Linked DNA regions of Homo sapiens: region 2 is linked to region 1. Evidence: chromatin contacts called from ENCODE Hi-C data. All regions are on one chromosome and are shown on one strand. Each heading gives the region's core, a stretch centred on a gene start or an enhancer-like site at or near the end of the contact. The rest is flanking DNA. Distances are from core to core; before and after follow the strand shown.

Region 1 (5,459 bases), core at 993-3,492:
AAGATTTCCATAGGTCAAGTGCCTTACAGTGGTCAGTGAGTAATGCCCTTTCTCCACACTGTGATGTTGACCAGTAAGTTGATCACCTCCTGACGCTGTGGATTATTGCTATACTTTTCAGGAACTTTGTGTCTCCAGATAGAATTGAATCTCAGCAGCTACAGTTGGTCCACATCCCCATGTGCCTTCCCACCCCAATGAATAGTTCAAGTTCCAAGTTCTGGCCACATATCATTGTCCAGTCTCACTCTGGTTAACTGGGCAATACCTGGTTCTAAAGCTTGTATGTCACGAGGTATTCTAGGAAGCATGACTCCAACGAGCACTTGCATTCTTGATGATGGTATAAAGAAGTAACGTCAGATTTTTGAACAAAGGCAACTAAGTGAGTGGGAGACTCTGGTGGCTTGGTATCCTGGGAATTTGCCTATGTATCATACAGTGTTTGGGTGTAGCAGATAAAGCCAGTGGCCTGGCTGGTTCTAACAGAGATCTTTATTATAACTAAGAACAACTGAGCTAGCCATGCCTTGTCACCTACTAATAGTGGTATTTCAGATGGATAATTTAAATCAGCAATAAAAGTGAACTGTATACGTTTGGAAACTTCACCAATAGCTACTCTGTTACACACAGATCTTTATGACTTTCTGTGGTTCAATGACAATTGGCCTCATTTATAGGTGCTTGAAGCCAACCAAGGGCAGATTGCCTTCCTTCTTTTAACCAGCTAAAGAGATGGGTGGGTCAGACAAGAAGAGGGTATGATGAAAGCAGGGAAAGGGAGGTGGACTCTTCAGAGGGAGGAGGAAGTATCCGTGTCACATTATCTCTGAGAGCACTCGCAGATGCTGAGCCTGCAGAGACAGAGAAACTGGCAGCTGACCAGGGTCAGGGATGGTCATGTATTCAAATATTGTGGGTTTTAGTCAAGTGTGCTCCACCCGATTCAACAATGTGATGTGACTGCTCCTAGCAACTATTTTGATATGGTGAATGTTGTTAAGCATAGGACCTAAGAAGAGGTGGCAGTCTCTTTCCTCTCCGCACTTGGCAGGCCACCCACTCATTCCTGATAATCACATTTAAGAGAGCTCTGGACAAGCTGGAATGCATCCAAGAGAATCCCTCAACATGCTGGTGAGTGGGATTGTGACCAGGTCATATCAGGAGTAGCCTAAGGGACAGGTAATGTGTGTCTTGGATGAATTGGAGTCAGACTTAAGAGTCCCCAGGGCAGAAACAAAATCCAGTGAGGGAGAGATGCAGGGAGCTGGATTTTAGCTCCTAAGGTAGAAAATTTCCAAAAGGCTGATCAAAGATTAAATGGCTGCCTTAAAAGGTAATGAGTTCCTTGTTAGTGGAGGTGTTCAACCACTGCTTGGTGGGAAGACACTGTAAGGAGGATTCAGGCAAGTGGGAAGGGGGCTTTTTCCAGTCCCTGAAATCAATGATTCTAACAGGAAAAGATGCTCCGGGGTGCGGTGAGCGCTTACCTCTGCTCTTGCAGAGACACTGACAGACGTTCATTCAACATCTGTTCCTGCCAGGCACTGTGCGCGCTGAACACAGAAGTACAGCCTCTATGAAGCAGCCGCTGTAGGCCTCAGAGACAGCTGATAGATGTAACACTGTTGTCTCCATGTTTCAAACTTCGGTCATGGTCTTACTAGGTCTCCTCATTAAGGGGACTCACTATGTGTCCAGTAACGCTTTCTTGTTACCAGATGACAGAGAGTCAGGCTGTCAGAGTTCACGACTTTAGGTGCACAGTTTCACCCTGTCTGGTCCTTGGGAGACGGAGAAGGGGTCAGGAGAAAACGTGGGTGAAGAGGCAGCAAAGCCGCAGGAGATATGAACTAATTGCTCAACGTGGGTGTAGCACGGATTAGGCCTTTTACAGCAAGCGCTGCCAGCAGGGAACTGGTGGATGTACTCTTGACCACGCTCGGCTGGACTCTGGGGAGCCCAAGACGGGTAAGACTAGGTCCCCGGCCCCAGCAGCTGGTGGGGGCGCCGCAGGTTAGAGACGTGAGGCCGCGAGGCTGAGGGCTGTGAAGGCGGTGGGCACGCACGGCGTGCCGGGGCCGCCTGGCTTCGCGGCGGGGGAGGTAACACTGCGACACCCCGCAGACGCTGTCAGCCGGGGTCGCGGCCCCGCGTGCGCCCGATCATCTGACTGCTGGGGAGTGCGGGGGCGCGGGAGCCAGGCGAGCCAGCGCAGGCGCGCGCTGCCTCCTCCGTCCCCACCGAGTCCCCAGCGCGTGCGCGGGGCCGTGGCCGAGGCCTGCGCGCCGCCCGGCCGCCTGCACTGCGCGCGCGCCCACCCCGCGTGGGAGGCAGCGGGAGGGGCCCGGAGAGGTGTGGAGCGGCGCGGCGGGAGGCTCCGTGGGCGGCCACGGGAGACAGCGCCGGCGGGAGCGCGCCTCTCGGCCTTTCCTCCGCGCCCCCGCGTCCCCAGCCGGCCGCTCCGAGAGGACCCGGAGGAGGCAGGTGGGCCGGGGGCGCGCGGGGCCCCCCCGGGCCGCGGGCTGGCCGGCGGCGGGGTTGGGGCCGGGGTGGGCGGCCCTGGGGGCCCGCGGGGAGGTCAGTGGCCCCGGGAGGGTCGCGCAGAGGCGCTGGGGGCTGTGGAAGCCCCGCGGCCGCCTCCCGTGGGCACCGGTGTCGCTGGCCGCGGGGAGGCCTTCTCGGGGCGGAGCGGCCCACCCGGCGGGGATGGGGACTCCTCGTGGCGGCCGCTGACGGACGGCCCAACTTTAGGTTGAGGGGCGCGGGGTGTGCGGGACCCGGCGGCGGAGCTGGGCTCTGGGCCACGACCGCCAGCCGCGGCTGCCCCGAGAGTCCCCGCACGCGCAGTGGCTTTCCAACGCGGCCTCTTCCCATTTCTCACTTGACTCCCCTTGCGCATTAAATTGTCGAGAAACCTTTGGCCAGTGGGTCTTCAAAGCTAAACCAAATGGCTGTCCTTGCAGTCCTTGGCTACCTGAGATCCCTTAATTCTGAACCATCCGCACCTGGGAGGGGAAGTTGAAAGGAGCGCTGGAGCTGAGCCCGCATCCTTAAGGATCCCATTCACTGCTTATGATGGTAGAGCTTTGAATTAGATGTCAGGCTGTTCACGTCATCCAGACTCTGGTTTTCAGCTCTGTGCTGAGACAGTGTTTTGATACGTATCAGAGGATGATGTTCCTATGGGACAATAACTTGCTGTATGTTCTGAGATACTAGACTGCGTTCATATTGTAGCACCATCATCGTATAAAACGGGCGCCTTTGAAAGGTTTCAGTAAACACCTTCCTCAGGAACATCCGCCAGCACTTAAATTGTACTTCACTTTCACTTTGACGTTTGTTGTTTGTGAATCTTGTGCACAATTTAAAGTGAGTCGTCTAAACAGCACAGGATCACGTGGTGCGGGGCATTGAGCAACTGGGGAGGAAAGCAGAGACTTGAACCTGCTGGAGTCTAGTTGGTCTGCGTTTTTATGTTGGAGAACCATCCTGGTTCCAGCTTATTTTGCTTTCGTAAATATGATGCATTTTTTAAATGCTTTCATTTGATACGGTCTATCTGGACTGTAAGATTGAGTCTAGCCATGCATGGAATGTGTTTACTTCTGTTTTGTAGAAGATTTAGCCCATGGTATTCTATTTGTAGGATTCATTTCAGACATTTTGTGTTTACCACATACAGTCCCACCAGCAAGGGCTTTTAAAAAAGTGACCTATGTTGTCTCTCATAGCTTATGACAACTCCAATTTTGACACGTGTTTGAAACTAGTGATCTTTAGATTATATAAAATCAACTTCACTCTTTCTCCCTGTTCAAACCTCAAACTCTGGTTACTTTTAGGCTTACTGCTCCCTTGTTAATTATTTATAATGAACTATGGAGCTATAGGCTTGCTTTAGTGTGTTAACCTTTATTTGTGTCTTGTTTCAGGCATTTGTATATTGTTTTCTCATCTGGAGAGTGAGCTGCACTGTTTTCCTTCAGTGCTGTTTAGAAGAGCTTTCGGAGACCAGAAACATGTTCTTTTTGCATTACCCAATATGGTAGCACTAGCCACATATAGCTTTTGACCACTTGAATGGGGCTAGAGCAGTGGAAGCACTGAAATTTTAATATTTTTTTTCTTTTCCTTTTCTCTCTCTCTTTTTTTTGTTTTTGTTTTTTTTTTTTGAGACGGAGTCTCGCTCTGCTCTGTCACCCAGGCTGCAGTGCAGTGGCCTGATCTCTCCTCACTGCAATCTCTGCCTCCCAGGTTCAAGCGATTGTTCTGCCTGAGCCTCTCGAGCAGCTGGGATTACAGGCGCCTGCTACCACACCCTGTTAATTTTTGCTGTGGGGTTTCACCATATTGGCCAGGGTGGTCTCGAACTCCTGACCTGAAGTGATCTGCCCATCTCGGCCTCCCGAAGTGTTGGGATTACAGGCATGAGCCACTGCACCTGGCCAATTTTTAAATTAATTTAAATAGTCACATGTGGCTAGTAGTTAGCTGGTCAGATGCCACAGCTTTAACTTATTAGTCTCCAGGAAGCCTTCGTTGACCCTCTTGAATCTGTGCTTTCATAGGACTCAGCTGTCCTTGGTCATAGCACTTACTACTTTCAACTTTCTGGTAGGAATCAACACTAGGCTGTAATTTATATGAGGGCAAGGACAGATCTGGTTTCTTTACCTTTGCATAGCTTAGAACTTAGTAAGAAAAACTGAATAAATATTTGTTAAATGCATAAATAGCTTTTTCAGGGCAGGTATTTCAATTTTTAATTCTCTCTAAGGCCAACTAAGTGTTCAGTACTGTAAATACCTGTTTAGTAGATTGTACAGATGTTATGTAGGTAGCAAATAAAAGGATCATTGGAGTTATGCTTTAAATACTTACGTGGTGAGATTGGAATCTCAGGAGAATGATGACTCATAACAAAGTATTACAGGAAATTGAATGAAAGGGCCTCATGATTCCAGCTAATGTAGACACAGCTTTGGTCTCCTATTAGTTGAATAACTCAAGGACACTCTTGAACCATATCTCAAATCTGAAGTCTCCTGGCTTCAGTAAGGCCCTTTTATGGGGTCCAGACAGTCCTGAACCAGCCTGAAGATGCTAGTGGACATCCCCATTTATTACTGCTCTGTGTTAAAGCATGGACCAAGGAGTCTTGGAAAAAAAATCACAAGGTATTTGAGCCACGTTATGTAAGATGCTTTTGCTAACAGCTAACTTGGAGTGATGAGTAGGGTGAAATTCCTATAGAAATCAGAGTTTGGGGAATTTGATTCTAGCTATTGTTAGTATCAGAGGCACCTGTTCTGTAGACAGTTGATTAGTGCCAATTTTTTTTTTTTTTTTTTGAGATGGAGTTTCGCTCTTCTTGCCCAGGCTGGACTGCAGTGGCGGGATCTCGGCTTACCGCAATCTCTGCCTCCCAGGTTCAAGCGATTCTTCTG
Region 2 (5,652 bases), core at 2,809-5,308, 2.1 Mb after region 1:
CCACAAGCCTAAAATATTTACTATGCTGTCCTTCATAGGCAAAGTTTGCTGAGCACTGCTCTAAAGCACTGTTTAACCAGGTAGATTGCTGTTGCAGGGCTAGGCACAGGGGTAAGCTCCAAGTAGGAACTCACAGATTAAAATGTGGTTGGTTGAATCCATCATTAAGAATTTATCTTAATGAAACAATTTTATCTCTAATTGATTCGTTGACTTTTTAATAGACCCTTAACATTTACAGTTACAATCATGTCTCAAAACACTTGCAAATGTGGCCTGCAGTTTCTCTCTGCTAAAGTTTCACATCTAATCCCTTATTTAGATGTGATAACATCAGACATTCCTGGGCAGTTTTCAGGTGGTTCTGTGGTTACTGATTACGAACAGGAAAACAGCATCTCTATGTACATATCATGACCTGTTCATAAAAGATGAAATGATTTTGTAATGTTAATGGTTTGAAAGGCTTTAAATTGTTTTTCTTTTACTGTTTAGACATCTGTCTGCATTTAGATCAAGTTTCTAACAGAAAACCCCAAGCATGATTCTTCATTTATTAGAGCAGACATTTGCCTTTCAGTAAACAATGATGAATGTGGCCCAACTATGAGTTCTTGAAGGCGAGAATGGTATAGGCTTTTTAAAATCTGTATTCCCAGATGTGATCATTCATGATATAGTCACATAATACCATGAATAAACAGATGCTTGATAAATGCTGGCCAATTGACTCACTGACAGAAGGGATGGATGTTTCTTCACTTGGAAAATGTAAAGAACAATAAAGCGTGCCCTCCCCTCCCCTCTTATGAAGCTGAACTGAGATAAAGGAAGTTAAAAACTTCCTGTGAACTGTCAATCACTTGGCTGCTCCTCTGGTGTCTGATCACATTGCTGGGGCCTGATTTAGGTTGAGGGAGCCTCTTTAACATCCTTCCCCTCCAAAATGCTCATCCAGGCTTGCCTTAGGGCTCCTTTCCTGGGTGGTATGTGGGATCCACGTCAAAGCAACCTGGGGAAGTAAAACCAAGGTCAGACCTAAAAGAAAAAACAAGTCTCCAAAGGGAACATGCACCTTGGGAGAAGGTGGGGGAGAAGCGGCAGGAAGTCCCTTAACTGGCAATGCTGGGGTAGGCGTCCCCTGGGCTGACTGCATGCCTCTATGGAGGTCTAAGAACTTGGCTGTTGGAGCTCCCTACTCACCCCCAGCTGCCCCACTTCCATTTGACTTTATGAGACACTGCATAGTCACAAATCTTTGCAGAGAATAAGACTCCCTGGAGCATGGGTGTACACCTTGAGTTGCCACGACCTGGACACAGCTTTCCCTGAGCAAAGGAACATCCGCTCGGCCTTTGTGGAAGTTGCACCCTGGCGTCGCTCATTGCAGCTGAACCAAATATGAGGCTAGAAGGAACTTAGTGGTCATCCAATTCAGTGCCCCCATGTACTGACAGGACCTCTGAGCAGTTCCAGGGAGTCATGGCCTGCTTGGCCTGACTGTTGGGGGAGCCCTGGGGCATCATCTCTTCTCTCCGGCACAGGCACACCCTCTTTGTACAGCCTCCTCCTAAACTATGACTTCAGTGGAGTCACTCTGTTCCCCTCCAGCTGCCCTGCTCTGACACTTTCAACCCCAAGAGGTAGCGGCACCCTAGTCTGAGAGTCATCCCCTACTCTTCTTTTTCTATCCATTCCCACGCTTTTAAAGAGCCAATCCTTCTGATTTTTTAAAACAAAATATCAAATGATTCTGAACATTTGACAACACATTTGGACAGGAAAGACTTTTAAAGCAGATGTAAATTCATTCCTTTTTTTTTTTGCAGGGGCATTTGCATCTTCAGAGAGTCATGGAATTTGAGCTAGATGAGCGGTCAGACTGAGGTAGCTCATCTCCTCCTCTGATCCTGCATTTGCCATAGGACTGGCCATTTCACGTCACGCCCTCAAAACCACACAGCTCATGGCCTCAAGTCCAAATGGCCAGGCTCTTGGTGTGTTAGTTCCTTTCTGTGTACACAAACCCCCACCACACACCCTCTGCTCTGTCCAAACTTACAAAGGAGATGTCGCTTCCTCCTGACCCCCTCTACCTCAAATCTCCCTCATCCTTCAAAGCTCAGGGCAAATGTCCCTCCTCTCCAGAGCCTTCCCTGGAAACCTCTTGTCTTCTCCTTGTGGGGCTTTCCTGCCCTTCACTCACACTCATGAACTGGGGAGAGAATGCTGGTTAACAGCCCCCTCCTCTCCCAAGCCCACTCCTGGGCTGGAAGACTTGGCCGGTCATTTTAGGCTCTGATTAACGCTACTCCAGAAGATCAAAGTATGCAGTTAAAAACCCAGGCAAACTTTTGGAAAAAGTAAGTCAATTAGAAACATCTTAAAAAAGAAAAAAAAAAAAAAAAGAAACTATTTGACAGTAAATACTATAGCTAAACACATACAAACTATATGATACAATTCCATTCCTGGTTATTACCCAACAGAAATGCTTAAATCTATGCACCAAAAGACATGTACAAGAATACTCACAACAGAAATATGCAAAATATCCCCAAATGAAAACTACCCAAATGTCCATGAACATGGATAAATATTAATAATAGTGATAACCATTTATACAATGAAATACTTCACAGCTCTGAACAAACAAGAATTACATGCTGCAATATGATGAGATTCACAAACAATATTAAGTAGAAAAAATCCAGACACAAAAACTCTTTGATTCCATTTACATAACTTTCAAAAGTGACAAAACCAATCTATATGTTAGAAATTAGCTTAGTGGTTACCCTTGAGGTCGAGCGATCTATCACCAAACCAATTATACCACTGATAGTTACATCAATTCCATTCCTTTTCTACTGCTTGTTTTGATGGTCAGGAGAGAGATTTACAAGGGAGTTTGAAAAGTGGGAGAATCAATTCATTTAAACAAGGCTTTATTGCATGCTTCCCCATGGGCCAGGCATTGCCCTAGATGGTAGGGGTACAGGATGGATTAGACAGAATTTCTGCCCTCGAGGAAGTCACAGTCCAACGACCAGGCTCACACTCTAGAAAGGGCCCTCACTCTTCAGCATGAGGTGCCCACTCTGTGAAATGGCCAGTACCTAACTCATCCAAGAATTCTCCCCCTAGAAAGTCAAAGACACCCCTCACCCTATCAGGCCTGGAAGATGTACCCAGGCTGAAACACTTAGGTACCACCCACCAAAACATTGTCACCCTGTGCCTCCATAGGAGAGGGTTATAAGCTGAACTGAGAGCCGACTACCTCGCTCTGGAGTCCTCCAGAGCTTTGAGGAGTGATTTCCAGTGCCCATAGGCCAGCAGACCACTCAGACAAGGGCAATTTCGAGATTTCTAATCTAGGCAAGGGCCGTGCCAAGCACCACACTGACAGCTATCATTTGAGGCAATATTTCACTCTTATAGTGTGGTCACCGTCCCAGTGTGTTTTTCACATCTAATTTCATACAGGAAGTCAGCCCAGCCTCACTGCTTATCAGAACAGAGAACAGTCGGCCTCCTTGACTCTGAGGATCCCATAAGGCCTCAGTGATAAGCTGGCTGCCCCCAGATTCCTTCTCATCAGGAGGCTCAGGAGACAACTGGGATGGCCTATGTTCTGGGAAATGACAGCACCTAGCAGCATCAGTAACTCTACCAAATGACTTCGAGAGAAACCAGAGCTGGAGGGACCTCAGAAATTACCCAGGCCCAAAGATACTCCCATCTTTTTTTTTAAATGAGGAGATTGGGGCCAAAGGGCTGAAGTCTATTCCTCAAGGTCACACTAATAAGTGATGGCAAAACTGAGGACAAAATTGAAATCTCCAGACTCCAGGGTTTTTTCTGTATACACTCACCTGCAAAGCTCAAACCAGGAGAAGCAAATACCATCCTCTCACCTTCTAAACCCAGACCCTGTAGAGTCTCATAGGGCCTCTGGGCTAACTTGGACCCACCCTTGGAACTAAAGAAATTTACCTGCACAGGAGATTTTGCTTCTTTAAGCGCCTGGGCAAGCTCTAATCCCGGTGCAGTCAGAAGCATGCAGCCTGAAACCACCTCTTATATATGGGTCCTTTCTACACATGGTGTTTAGCCAAGAATTTGCGACCCCACCTCCCAGGACCTTGGTTCCTCCCCACTGTGTGTTCTCTGGAAGGGAGTGGAGTACCCAGGGCTTTGCGACTGGATTACACAAATCCAATTATTTCTTTAGAACACCATACAGAGAAAGCCTGTTTCAGTAATGCCTTAATGAGAGAGAGTTAGTCATCTTCTCACTTCCAACCCTGGGGAGGGTACTTTCAGGTGTGACCTAGAAAAGCATTTCACTGCAGGAGCACATGATACTGCTTGCTCACCTCCCCACAACTCCCAGGACACCAAAGAACCAAGACAGAGATTCCTGTACATCCCTATGTTTAAACTAACATTGACAGAAGCCTGGAAAGTATTTTCAAGAGGTGGCTGTGGGTTTTCTTTTATGGTTGTCAGAGTCTGAGGCAGCCCTCAGGGATGTTTCCTGCTAAGGAGGAAATCTGTGATTCATTTGTGCTATTGAGATCGCTCCCTCTTCCTTCCCAACCTACTTTCCAAATCCCCCATTTTGGCCATCTGGGACTCAGAACATTGACCTCCCACTGGTTGTCTCCTCACAGTTCACCTTGGGTCCCGTTGCTCCAAATCTGGTTGTTCTTCCCTTAAAGCATTTCTTAGCCCTCCTGTGGTTGCTCTAGACTTCTTCACTCCCTCCCCACCCCCACCCCCAAATCCTTCTCCTAGGTTCCCACCACCACTTGCACAGATTTCCATCATAGCAGCTTAGTTGGTTCCAGCTTGCCTGCCTCCACGCTTGCACACCTAGGATCCCCAGAACCCAGAACCATGCCTAGTACCCAGGAGGTGCTCAATATGTGTCAGTGGAATCAGAGTCCCTTGCCTGTGGAAATCCTCTGTCCTCTTCCTCCCCGCCTGCTTCTTGGCCTCTGCCTTGACTCTAATCTCTCCAACTCAATCATTTTGTGTGATTATCACTCCACCCATTTTATTAGTACTGATAAATTAACTAATATTGATAATAATAGCCAACACGTTTTGAGCACTTATGACATGCCAAGCACAATGCTAAGCACATTGCATGCAGAATCTCATGGAATCTTCACAACTTTGTGAGGTAGTGCTATTATTATCCACATTCTACAAAAAGAAAACGGAGGCACAGCATGGCAACTCGCCCAAGATAACCGCAGCCAGTAAACAGCAGAGATGGGGCTAAAGTCCCAGGGTGTCAGGTTCCACTAACTTCTCCTCATCTTTGTCAAGGAATTGTCTCCCTGCCACTGTCAAATCAAATCCAAAGCTTTCTTCCTGAGCTAAACGCTCTTTGGAGCCTTCCCCCTGCCTCATGTGCCAAATAGCCACCCTTCCTCGCATGGGTCTGAAGGTGTTATGAGGATAGCAGAAGCAGTGGATCTGGGAAGACCATTATTATTATTATCTATCTCCCAGACATAACCTTTTCATTTTCATCTCCTCATCCTGGCCCTTAGTTATCTTCCCCCTTCTATTCATCATCTTTTCAGGGACTCCAGGTGGGGGGCTTCCGCTCATCCCTTGGGACAGCACCCTGCA

The links. A loop is a pair of places that touch in the nucleus more often than their neighbours do. Pooled maps may share reads with other maps.
Region 2: a loop to region 1 is called in a map with no recorded cell type, with 8 times the contacts of the local background. The contact joins the promoter of CAPN14 here to the promoter of CLIP4 in region 1. A Hi-C loop is called at or near these places in 2 of 37 single-sample maps with no recorded cell type and 2 of 50 pooled maps.

The regions. Positions count from the first base shown.
Region 1 is chr2:29,113,173-29,118,631 of GRCh38, forward strand. It overlaps CLIP4 (CAP-Gly domain containing linker protein family member 4), which reads left to right and starts at 2,243. Exons shown (of 16, transcript NM_024692.6): 1 at 2,243-2,493. LOC105374386 (a long non-coding RNA gene) reads right to left here and starts at 1,572. Exons shown (of 3, transcript XR_007086265.1): 1 at 1,497-1,572. RefSeq lists silencers at 2,104-2,463, 2,654-2,893.
Region 2 is chr2:31,213,457-31,219,108 of GRCh38, forward strand. CAPN14 (calpain 14) reads right to left here and starts at 4,059. Exons shown (of 22, transcript NM_001145122.2): 1 at 4,000-4,059. RefSeq lists enhancers at 682-1,182, 1,183-1,683.